Linked DNA regions of Homo sapiens: region 2 is linked to region 1. Evidence: chromatin loops called from intact Hi-C (ENCODE). Cell type or tissue: mammary epithelial cell. All regions are shown on one strand. Links, peaks and the distances in the headings refer to the core of each region. The heading gives the core; the rest is flanking DNA. Region 1 overlaps CA6 (carbonic anhydrase 6). Region 2 overlaps GPR157 (G protein-coupled receptor 157).

Region 1 (5,375 bases), core at 278-5,277:
TGCTGTGGCTGGGAGAAAAATTAAAAAAAAAAAACAACTATCATAAATGTTTGAAGAATGAAAGGAAACTATGTTCAAAGAATTGAAGGAAAATATGATGACAATGACTCAAAAAAGGAATCTCAATGGAGAAATAGAAACTTTAAAGATGCACCAAATGGAAAGTCTAGAGTTGAAAAGTACAATAAACAAAATGGAAAAAGAATCACTAGATGGGCCCAAAGCAGATCTGAGGCAGCAGAAGAAAAAAAGAATCAGTGCATTTGAAGATAGAGCAATGAAATTATCCAATCTGAAAAACAGAGAAAAAAGACAGAAGAAAAATGAACAGCCTTGCAGACTCATGGGGACAAAATCAAGTATAGCAACACACACACACACACACACACACACACACACACACACACACACACATATATATAATGGGAGTCCCAGAAGGAAAGGAGAGAGAGAAAGTGGAAGAAAAACATGAAACAAAACAAAACAATGGCCCAAAAGCCTCAAATCTGAGGAAAAACATAAATTTATCAATCCAAGAAACTAAAAATACCCCAAGTCTGATAAATAAACCCCAAGTCTAGATACATCAAAAATCAAACTGTTGAAAGCAGCAAGAGAAAAGGGATTTATTATATGTAGGGGAATGACAGTACAATTAATGGCTGACTTTTCAAGTCATCAGAACACAGTGGAATGACTGTCAATCAAGAATTCTATATCCAATAAACCACCCTTCAAAAATGAAGGTGAAACAACACATTCCCAGATATACGAAAACCAGTATAATTGCTAGCCGGTCTATCTTACAAGTCATATATAAGGATGCTTTTCTGGCTGAAAGAAAATAATACCAGACGGTTAACTCCGATCCACAGAAAGAAGTGAAGAGTACTGGAAATGGAGAATAGAAAAGACTACATACATATATTTTTTGTGTTTTCTTCTTTTAATTTCTTTTTAAAAACCATCAAGATTATTTAAAGCAATGACTATACCACTGACTTATAATATATGTAGATATAATGCATATGACAAAAATAGAAGGATGAGGATGAAATAGAGCTCTTTTGAAGCAAAGTTGCTATATTTTACTGAAATTAAGTTAATATTAACCTGACATAGATTGTGATTGAGTTGTATATGGTAATCATTTGAGCAACCACTAAGAAAATAACTAAAAATGATTAAATGGTAAATGAGAAGTATTTGCTTAACACAAAAGAAGGCAGTAAAGGTGGACCAATGCAACAAAAAAGGCACGAGACATCTAGAAAACAAATAGCAAATGCAGTCATAAAGCCAAGAAAGCCAAATTTATGCACAGTGAAAGAGATCAACACCACTTGACTGAAAAGAGCCATTGAAAATAGACCTTTTTCACCCAAAGCAACTTTTCTGACTGTTAAAGTCAATACTCATTCAGAAAGAGTGACCTGGTGTTGGGGGAATTGTAGTCGTTCTGCCTTGGACATCTGGCTCTCTGTCGGAAGTCCTGAGGATGAAGAAGGGAACTTGTGAGATCAAGCCCTCCTCATCACAAAGAATCTGACTGTGGCTGACACTGCCCAAAACAAGTGCACAGACCAGGTGCGGTGGCTCACGCCTGTAATCCCAGCACTTTGGGAGGCCGAGGTGGGCCGATCACCTGAGGTCAGGAGTTGGAGACCCACCTGGCCAACATGGTGAAACCCCATCTCTACTAAAAATACAAAAAAATTAGCCAGGTGTGGTGGTGGGCACCTGTAATCCCAGCTACTCGGGAGGCTGAGGCAGGAGAATTGCTTGAACCCTGGAGGCAGAGGTTGCAGTGAGCCGAGATTATGCCACTGCACTCCAGCCTGGGGAAGAGAGCAAGACTCTTAAAAAAAAAAAAAAACTCACAAACAAACAAACAAAAACAAGCGCACAGGGGACTTTTTTAGAGTAAGAGTTGGCCATTTCTGAGGGCATCACCAATGACTGACAAGCTTCTTTCCCTGGAAGCTGCCAAAATACTTCAGATAATGCCTTTCTGGAAGGACTCATGAACCTGCGTGGTTGGTAGCAAAGAACAGCCAGACTGTCTCTGCCAAAACACAAGACGGCACAGGCTGCCTCTCCTTACTCTCTAGGCTCGGCCCAATCCGCTAGAAAGCTGAGTGGCTGGATTAGTAGCGATGGTGCTGGGGCCTCTTCTTCACTTACGCTCAGTGCTCTGTGTTTCTCTGCAGGTGAAGAATTACCCTGAAAACACTTATTACAGCAACTTCATTTCTCATCTGGCCAACATCAAGTACCCAGGTAAGGGAAGCCAACTGTGGCTGCAGGAGGGAAGGGGAATGAGTGTGAGTGTGAGTGTGAGGTGGGCCCAGGGGGCAGGGGATTGATGCTGGTGGGGAGGGTGGCCCGTGGGCCCTGCCAAGGGAGTCCATCCCTCCCTGTGCCAGGTTACTTGTTCCAGTGATTTCTGCTGTTGGCTTAGGCAGCAAACCTCTCTGAGAAGCCTGTGCATAAATTCGATGTGTCATTTCCCATGATTGGAACTTCTGACTGGAGTTGCACTAAGTAGGCATATCCTTGCTTCGATGACTGTCACCTCAGCTGGCAGTGACAGTCCTGGCAGCTAGAGAGATGTCCACCTGGCTCCAAGCTGAGATGAATGTCAAGAGGGAAGCCCTCGTCATACCACTTGGACATCCAGACACTCGGGGTGTTCTTCCGTCCCCTCTCCTCCAGAGGGCGGCGTTCTTGTAAGAGCCATTTCCCACCCAGGGTCAACCCTTGACTTTTGAGCTATAACCACAATAGCTCTGCATCCTCGACTTCACACGTCCCATTCCGGCCACACCTCCCAGCCTCCCAGTCCTCTGACTTCAGCACCCAGCCCCTCCTGCAATTCACCTGACCGGAGTCCTCCAAACCTGGGGCTTCCACATTCTTGCTCCTAGTGACGCCTGTGTCCTTTCATCTCTCTCCCAGCTTAGATTCCACCCCGATACTCTCAAGTCTCCCTCAACACTCCCATGCAAACACCCTCTAGCCCTCACCCCTCCACCCCTCCACAAACTCACCTGGCAAATCTCCAGACCAACTCTGGAGTTTTTTTAGTTATTTTCTTAGTGGTTGGCTGGCAGCCAAACAGCTGAATGCAACTGGACAGAAATCCATAGACATCTAACTGGTATTATTATCGTTATTATTTTTGAGACATGGTCTTGGTCTGTTGCATAGGCTGGGGTGCAATGGCGCGATCATGGCTCAGTGCAGCCTCGACCTCTGGGACTCAGTTGATCCTCCCACCTCAGCCTCCTGAGTAGCTGGGACTACAGGTGCACCACCATGCTTGGCTGGTTTTTTTGTATTTTCAGTAGAGACAGGGTCTCACCATGTTCTCAGGCTGGTCTTGAACTCCTGGGCTCAAGTGATCTGCCTGCCTCAACTTCCCAAAATTTTGGGATTATAGGCATGAGCCACCACACCTGGCCAACTGGTATTATTTTTTATTCATAGCTACAAATATGAACAGTGCCCAGAAATCCTAAAGTATCACGCTGGGCATTTTCTTTCTGACCTCCCAAATTCCTGTCACATGCTTTCTCCTCTCTCCTGAAGCCCCTGTGCCTGGGCTCCAGCAATTCCCCTGGAGCTGACGCTCCCACTCCCACTCCATTGAGAAGACAGAAGCCACAGGCCAGAAACACTCCGCTCCTTAACCCACGTGCATCTGGACCAAATTCCACATCCCCTCTTCAGCTGCAACGGATGACAAATCCCTGCTCTTGTCAACACCACCCCTCCCACGTGGGGCCCAACCCCACTCCTCTCCCATGCTCAGGGCCTCCTTTCCTGCTATTCTCTCCCTGGTCTTCTGCATCGTTGATTTCTCTCTCTCTCTCTCTTTTTTCTTTTTGGAGATGGAGTCTTGCTCTGTCACCAGGCTGGAGTGCAGTGGCATGATCTCAGCTCACTACAACCTCCGCCTCCCGGGTTGAAGTGATTCCCCTGCCTCAGCCCCCTGAGTAGTTGGAATTACAGGCACACACCACCATGCCTGGCCAATTTTTTGTATTTTAGTAGAGACAGGGTTTCACCATGTTGGCCAGGATGGTCTCGATCTCCTGACCTTGTGATCTACCCGCCTCGGCCTCCCAAAGTGCTGGGATTACACGCATGAGCCACCGTGCCCGGTCTGCATCGTTGATGTCTTACTCTTTATTAAAGCCTCCTGCTCAGCACACACATCTGCCCTAATTCCTCCCACCTCCAAACACAAGCAAACAAACGTTATCTCCTGACCTTACCATTCCCCAGCTTCCCCCAGTTCTCTGGCTCCCCTTGAAAAGGTCATAGAATAGTCCTGTTCTCCATTCTCACCCACCCCACCCTGAGCTGGCCCCAATGCTCCACGGAGCCGGAGTGACGGTCAGATCTATGGGCCACTCTTCTTCTCGTCTTAGTTTACCTTCAAAGGGTGGTCTGGCGCGCCCCAGCTCTGCCCTCTCACTCTCTTTCTGGCTCCTGCCCTAAATGTTGGGTGGAGTCAGGCTCTGTCTCATCTCAGTGACTCCACGCAGTCCCACAGCCTGAATTAAAACTTACCACTTAAGGCTGGGTGCGGTGGCTCACACCTGTAATCCCCTCACTTTGGGAGGCGGAGGCGGGCTGATCACCTGAGGTCAGGAGTTTGAGACCAGTGTGGCCAACATGGTTGAACCCCGTCTCTACTAAAAATACAAAAATTAGCCAGGCATGGTGGTGCACGCCTGTAATCCCAGTTACTCGGAAGGCTGAGGCAGGAGAATCGCTTAAACCCGGGAGGTGGAGGTTGTAGTGAGCTGAGATTGTGTCGCTGCACTCCAGCCTGGACGACAGAGCGCAACAACATCTCAAACAACGACAACAACAACAAACTTACCCCTTAAACCATTTTAAATGTACAGTTCAGTAGCATTAAGAACATTCACAGTATGATGCAACCATCACCCCGCTCCATTGCCGGAACTTTTTTTCGTCTTCCTAAACTGAAACTCTGTACCCATTCAACAGTTACTCCCCATCTCCCCTTCCAGCTTCTGGTAACCACAGTTTCTGTCTCTAAGAATTTGACTATTCTAGGTACCTCATATAAGTAGAATCAAACAGTATTTGTCTTTTTTTTTGGTCTGGATTATTTCACTTAGCATAATGTCTTTTAGGTTTGCCCACATTGTAGCATGTTATCAGAATTTCATTCCTTTTAAAGGCTGAAGTGGCTGGGCGAGGTGACTCACGCCTGTAATTCCAGTACTTTGGGAGGCCAAGGCTGGCAGAGCACTTGAGGTCAGGAGTTTGAGATCAGCCTGGCCAACATGGTGAAACCCCGTCCCTACTAAAAATACAAAATTAGCCAGGTGTTA
Region 2 (5,375 bases), core at 376-5,375, 140 kb after region 1:
TGTGGCATCCCAAAGACCCGCTTAGAAGTCTATGGGAGCAGAAGGAGGTGACCCTGTGGGGTGTGAGCTGCATATAGGCAGAAGCAGGAGGTCAGGCAAGAGGGAACGGTGTGGAGTGGTGTGGAGCAGTGTGGAACACGGAGCCTGGATTCTGAATGCATGCTGCATTTGCTGGGGTGAGGAAGGCGAAGAGAACTCCGGAGAAGAGGTCAGGGAAGAGGTGAAAAAAGGTCACTGAGGGGAGACAGATGGAAAGGGAAAGGCGCATGGCAGTTGATGAGTGGAGGGTCACAGGAGAGGGCCTCAAGGGGATGCTTCCATTTTCTCCCAGGTAAGCACATAGCATCAAGTTTAGAGATGCAAAGACAAAGGCAGGAGAGAATAGTTAACAAACCTCAGGGTGGTCGCGTCGAAGTAGCAGGACCAGGCCTGCTATTTTAATATTACTTAAGTTTGTGTATGTTGTACCTTAATAACCAAATTCAAGATGCCACTTCTAGGGGCTATTCAATGCAGTTTGTGTTGTTGTTTTGTTTGTTTTTTGAGACTTGCTCTGTCACCCAGGCTGGAGTGCAGTGACGTGATCTCGGCTCACTTCGATCTCTGCCTCCCGGGTTCAAGCCATTCTCCTCAATGCAGTTTTAACTGCACAAAATCCAGACAGTGGAAGAAAGTTTAGGAGCTTTTGGCAGCAAAATTCCCAAGGCGGAGCAGTTTCAAGAAAACTATGACCGGAGGTGGGGCTGCATGGCCAGTGCAGATCTGCAAGTCACGCAGCAAGGCAGCCAGCTCCAGTAGATGCGTTTGGAAGGCTGCTCCCTTCCAAGAAGAGACCCTGTGTCCCAGCAGTCCCTGACCACCAGGAGGCCTGCAGATGCAGCTGCGGCGGGTCACCCTGTGTGTGATACAACCATGCATGAAGGGTGAAGGGGTCAGCAGCTCAGCCCTGGAGCATCTCTCTTAATCAAGTTCAGCCCCAAGTCATGGGTGCTTGGAACTTGGACCTGTTGACCCTCATCGGCTCTATCTAGGCAGCAGGCAAGGTGAACCCACTGGGCGGTTACACTAGGGTCCTGCTATAGGAGTGCCTTTCATTCCCCTGGTAAGCACCAACTTTGTGGACAAAGCCCAGGAATCTGTATTCTAAAACCCTCTCCCTATCTCTCCACCCCCATGATCTTTATTAGGTCAACTCAGGGGAAGCTGGCTATGCCAACAGGGCGGCTGCCTCTTTAGCTAATTTGCCAAGAGAGAAGGGCAGAGCTGTCTTCTCCAGGTCTCAGCCTCATGGTAGGCTCTGGAACCACAGCAACACAGGCCAATGCGAGCCACCTGTCCTGCAACCGCCCCCTCCCCACCCTGCACAACACATCAGGAGGCAATCACTTTACCAAACACATAGGAGAAAAATAATTTATTTATTTAATTTAAAACAGCAAGACTTCAGCTTCCACCCAGTCAGGGCTTGCATTACAATTTTGCAGGTGCAAAAACTCACACTTTTGATGCCACAACTAGAAGTTTGTAAAAACTATTTTTCTTGTCGTGGACACGTGAAGAGTTCTGTTTGCACCCTCAGCCTGGGCCAAATAATCATCTTTATTTAAAAACAAAACAGAACAAACAAACCAAAAAACCCTCAAAAGCACAAAGAGGCAGAAAGCGGCTGGTAAACCTGGTTAAAAGACCAAAGTTCAGAAAGTGCATGGGAGAGGGACGCTGAGCTGCGGACACCGTTCCGGCTGCAGTACGTGTTATGGCTGAGGTTACACTTGGGTGACTCAGGGATGCAGGCAGATGAACATTAACCACACTAACAGAGGAGAAAGAAGCCCACTGGGGCTGTGCAAAGTGTCCAAGGAGCACAGCCCCTTTTGCCCTGATCAGATGTAACAGCCCCTCGCTTGAGATCTGACTGGGCAACATGGCAAAACCTTGTCTCTACAAAAAGTCAAAATTTAGCCAGGCCTGTGGTCCCAGCTTCTCAGGGAGCTGAGGTGGGAGGATCGCTTGAGCCTGGGAGGTGGAGGCTGCAGTGAGCCATGATTGCATCACTGCACTCCAGACTGGGTATGATGCTCCAGACAGCAAAACCCTGCCTCACAAAAATAAATAAACTAAAAAGAAGTAACAGCCCCTCCTGGACTTGTTTTATTTTTTGAGATGGAGTCTTGCTCTGTCACCCAGGCTGGAGTGCAGTGGTGCAGTCTCGGCTCACTGCAACCTCTGCCTTCTGGGTTCAAGCAATTCTCCTGCCTCAGCCTCCTGAGTAGCTGGCACTACAGGCACACGAAACCACATCCAACTATTTTTTTTTTTTTTGTATATTTAGTAGAAACAGGGTTTCACCATGTTGGCCAGGCTGGTCTCAAACTCCTGACCTCAGGTGATCTGCCCACCTTGGTCTCCCAAAGTGCTGGGATTACAGGCGTGAGCCACTGCGCCTGGCCCCCTCCTGGACTTTTAGGATGTGACTTCCTTCCCATCCAGCCTTTCTGTCTGAGCACTACCCACCCAGCTAGACTGACTTGGTAACTGGATCTAAGAAGGAGGCGATATTGCTGTTTTCGAGGTCGATGGGCCAGGGGCCTGGGCTAAGGCACTTAGACAAGCCCCTGCCCTGCCCACCTGGTCACCACCATTCACAGTGATCACTCATCTGTGGCAAGAGGTGGGCAGCGGAGGAAGCTGACTAGAGATACCTGATGTATAACTTTTTGGAGGTTTTTACAAAAGCAGATACAGTGGCCAGTGGCATCAAAGAAATGGAATGAGAACTTGAGCCCAGGCACCCGGAGCAGGTATTTTCTGAGCCCTCAGCTCCCTCTACAGGCCTTTCCTGACCACAGCCAGTCCATCTGGGGAGCCATGTCTCAGCTCTGGCTTGGGTACAGCAGGGAGGGCTCCAGAGGCCCCTGCTGAGCAGGGTTGATCCTAACACTATTCCTCTGTGGCCTATATTGTCTTTTCTCTTTTACCTGTTAATCATGTTCTCTTTTGCAGCAAGCAAATTCCTGAATTTTCGCTCCCTTCTAGAAGCTCAAGTGAGGGTCTTTACCAGAGACATACCCAGAGATTTGCTGTAACGTCTTCAGGGGAATCCAGAATTCACTTACAGAGGCTATTTCTGCCAAGTGGCTTTCCCTGGAGCAGCCCAGAGCTCTCTTTCAATCCTAAGGGGATGTCTGTCTCACTAATTTCCATCAAGAAATCTGTTTTCTTGGACAGGCACAGTGGCTCATGCCTGCAATCGAAGCATTTTGGGAGGCTGAGGTGGGTGGATCACCTGAGGTCAGGAGTTCGAGACCAGCCTGGCCAACATGGTGAAAACCCGTCTCTACTGAAAATACAAAAAATTAGCCGAGCATGGTGGCGCATGCCTGTAATCCCAGCAGCTTGGGATTGGGAAGCAGGAGAATCGCTTGAACCTGGGAGGCGGTGGTTGCAGTGAGTCAAAATTGCACCACTGCACTCCAGCCTGGGCAATAGAGTGAGACTCCATCTCAAAAAAAAAAAAAAAAAAAAAGAAAGCGACAAAAAGAAATCCATTTTCACAGGAAACCAAAAATGAGCATTTTGGACTCAGTCTGCTAAATGATTATTCCTTTCCTGATACAGATTTTGGTTTTGAGAGTCAAACAGGGATCGGCAGCACAGCGTGACTTCGGTTTTGATTCAGAACCATTTTACTAGGCTCAGAAAATCATGCTTTGTCGAGTTCTGATGGATTCCAAGGGAAATCACCTATCAGGTAAAGCTGTACTTTCTCTCACCAAGACCCTGGAGGTAGCATTTCCACTTCCATTCTTTGCCGATGGCTCCTGTGACTGAACACAGAAGCTGTTTTCTGAAATAAGACGAAAGCGTTTGTGGAAGACCCACAGAATAAAAATAGAGATACAGGTGCTTACTTTCAATTCTTTTCTTTTAAATGTAAATAATCGCTCCATGCTCCATGCCGCCACTTACCTCAGCTGAATACAAAACAGCTGAATCCTTTTGAATCCTTTGTTTTTTTCTTTTTTTGAGACAGGGTCCTGCTGTTGCCCAGGCTGGAGTGGCAGTGGTGCCATCCCAGTTCAATGAAGCCTCAAATCCCTGGGCTCAAGGGATCCTCCCGTCTCAGCCTCCTGAGTAGTAGGGACTACAGGCACGCACCACCACATCAGCTCCGGGCGACAGAATGAGGCTCCTTTTTTAAAAAAAAAAAAAAAAAAAAACTGACTCTGAAGCTTAAAACCTTCACCTTTAGGAAGAAATCGTATTTGTTTGTTTGAGACCGAGTTTCACTCTTGTTGCCCAGGCTGGAGTGCAATGGTGTGGTCTTGGCTCACCGCAACCTCCGCCTCCCAGGTTCAAGAGATTCTCCTGCCTCAGCCTCCCAAAGACCTGGGATTACAGACGTGCATCACCATGCCTGGCTAATTTTTGTATTTTTAGTAGAGACAGGGTTTCACCATGTTGGCCAGGCTGGTCTTGAACTCCTGACCTCAGGTGATCTGCCTGCCTTGGCCTCCCAAAGTGCTAGGGTTACAGGTGTGAGCCACTGTGCCCGGCCTGAGGAATCGTATTTGGATTACTCATCTCTCCGGCCACTTTACTTACAAAAAACTAAACTAAGAAGTAAATAAGCCAGAACCCCTCCCTACTCATCCCCTTTGGTCTCCCCAAGAAGAGGAGGATTCTAAGAAAGGAGCTGGAGAGACAGTGGGGTCTTCGGGGGTTCCCTGAGACGCCTCTTCCTGCCCTTGTTCCAGCTTTGGAATTGGAAGGAGGGAACCTGTGTCTGAAGTGATTGACAGGTGGGGACAGGAGTGTGGATTCTGGCCTGTGCTTGACACTCAAACCCAAGCTACGGCAAGGGTTAGCAGCCCATGGAGGGAGAGGCCAGGAGGCCCGGGGAGACTGCTGTCCCTGAGCAGCTGCGCCGGGCTGTGCTTGCCCCTGGTGGTCACCATGCAACCTCAGGGGAACCTTCAACCTGGTGAATGGCAACTGGTTCCTCTGTTGAGCAAAGTCTCCAAGGAAAGCCGGGTTCTCCAGAGAATCTTAACACCCTGACCAGCCGGGAATCTGCTCCATGATGTGTGGATGGGGACACATCTCTGAGGGCCCCTGACAGCTTATTTAATCACACAGAGGATAGGTGCACAGATGTGGGTCCCTCAGATTGTAAACAGTGCTGTGTGGTCCTCAGGACATCAAGGTCCACTGGGTGGGGGCACTGTGGCCACAGCTGTGGGCCACCGGCTTCCCGAATCTCACTGCTACCCTTATGCAGATGAACGCCCACCCGTGGGCCAGGACGCTGGTACCGGTGGAACTTGCTGCCTGAGGATCTAGGAGGTAGAAGAAGCTGAGTTGGCAGCTGCTCT

What was found. Peaks named below come from ENCODE experiments on the same cell type or tissue, not always from the same donor. Only the 100,000 strongest peaks of a DNase experiment are listed, where the experiment ranks them.
Region 2: it touches region 1 in a loop (10-fold over the local background); 2 of 110 quality-filtered maps call a loop at or near these places.

What each region holds. Positions count from the first base shown.
Region 1 is chr1:8,960,377-8,965,751 of GRCh38, forward strand. CA6 (carbonic anhydrase 6) reads left to right here. Exons shown (of 8, transcript NM_001215.4): 5 at 2,211-2,280. Among named protein-coding and RNA genes, the nearest start is that of CA6, 17 kb to the left of the region's middle. RefSeq lists an enhancer at 2,614-2,908. In mammary epithelial cell, for the core only: a CTCF peak has its summit at 2,716 (motif pointing right); no DNase peak of the experiment used is centred there.
Region 2 is chr1:9,098,906-9,104,280 of GRCh38, forward strand. GPR157 (G protein-coupled receptor 157) reads right to left here. Exons shown (of 4, transcript NM_024980.5): 4 at 1,400-5,375. Among named protein-coding and RNA genes, the nearest start is that of GPR157, 28 kb to the right of the region's middle. RefSeq lists an enhancer at 5,194-5,375. In mammary epithelial cell, for the core only: a CTCF peak has its summit at 2,849 (motif pointing left); no DNase peak of the experiment used is centred there.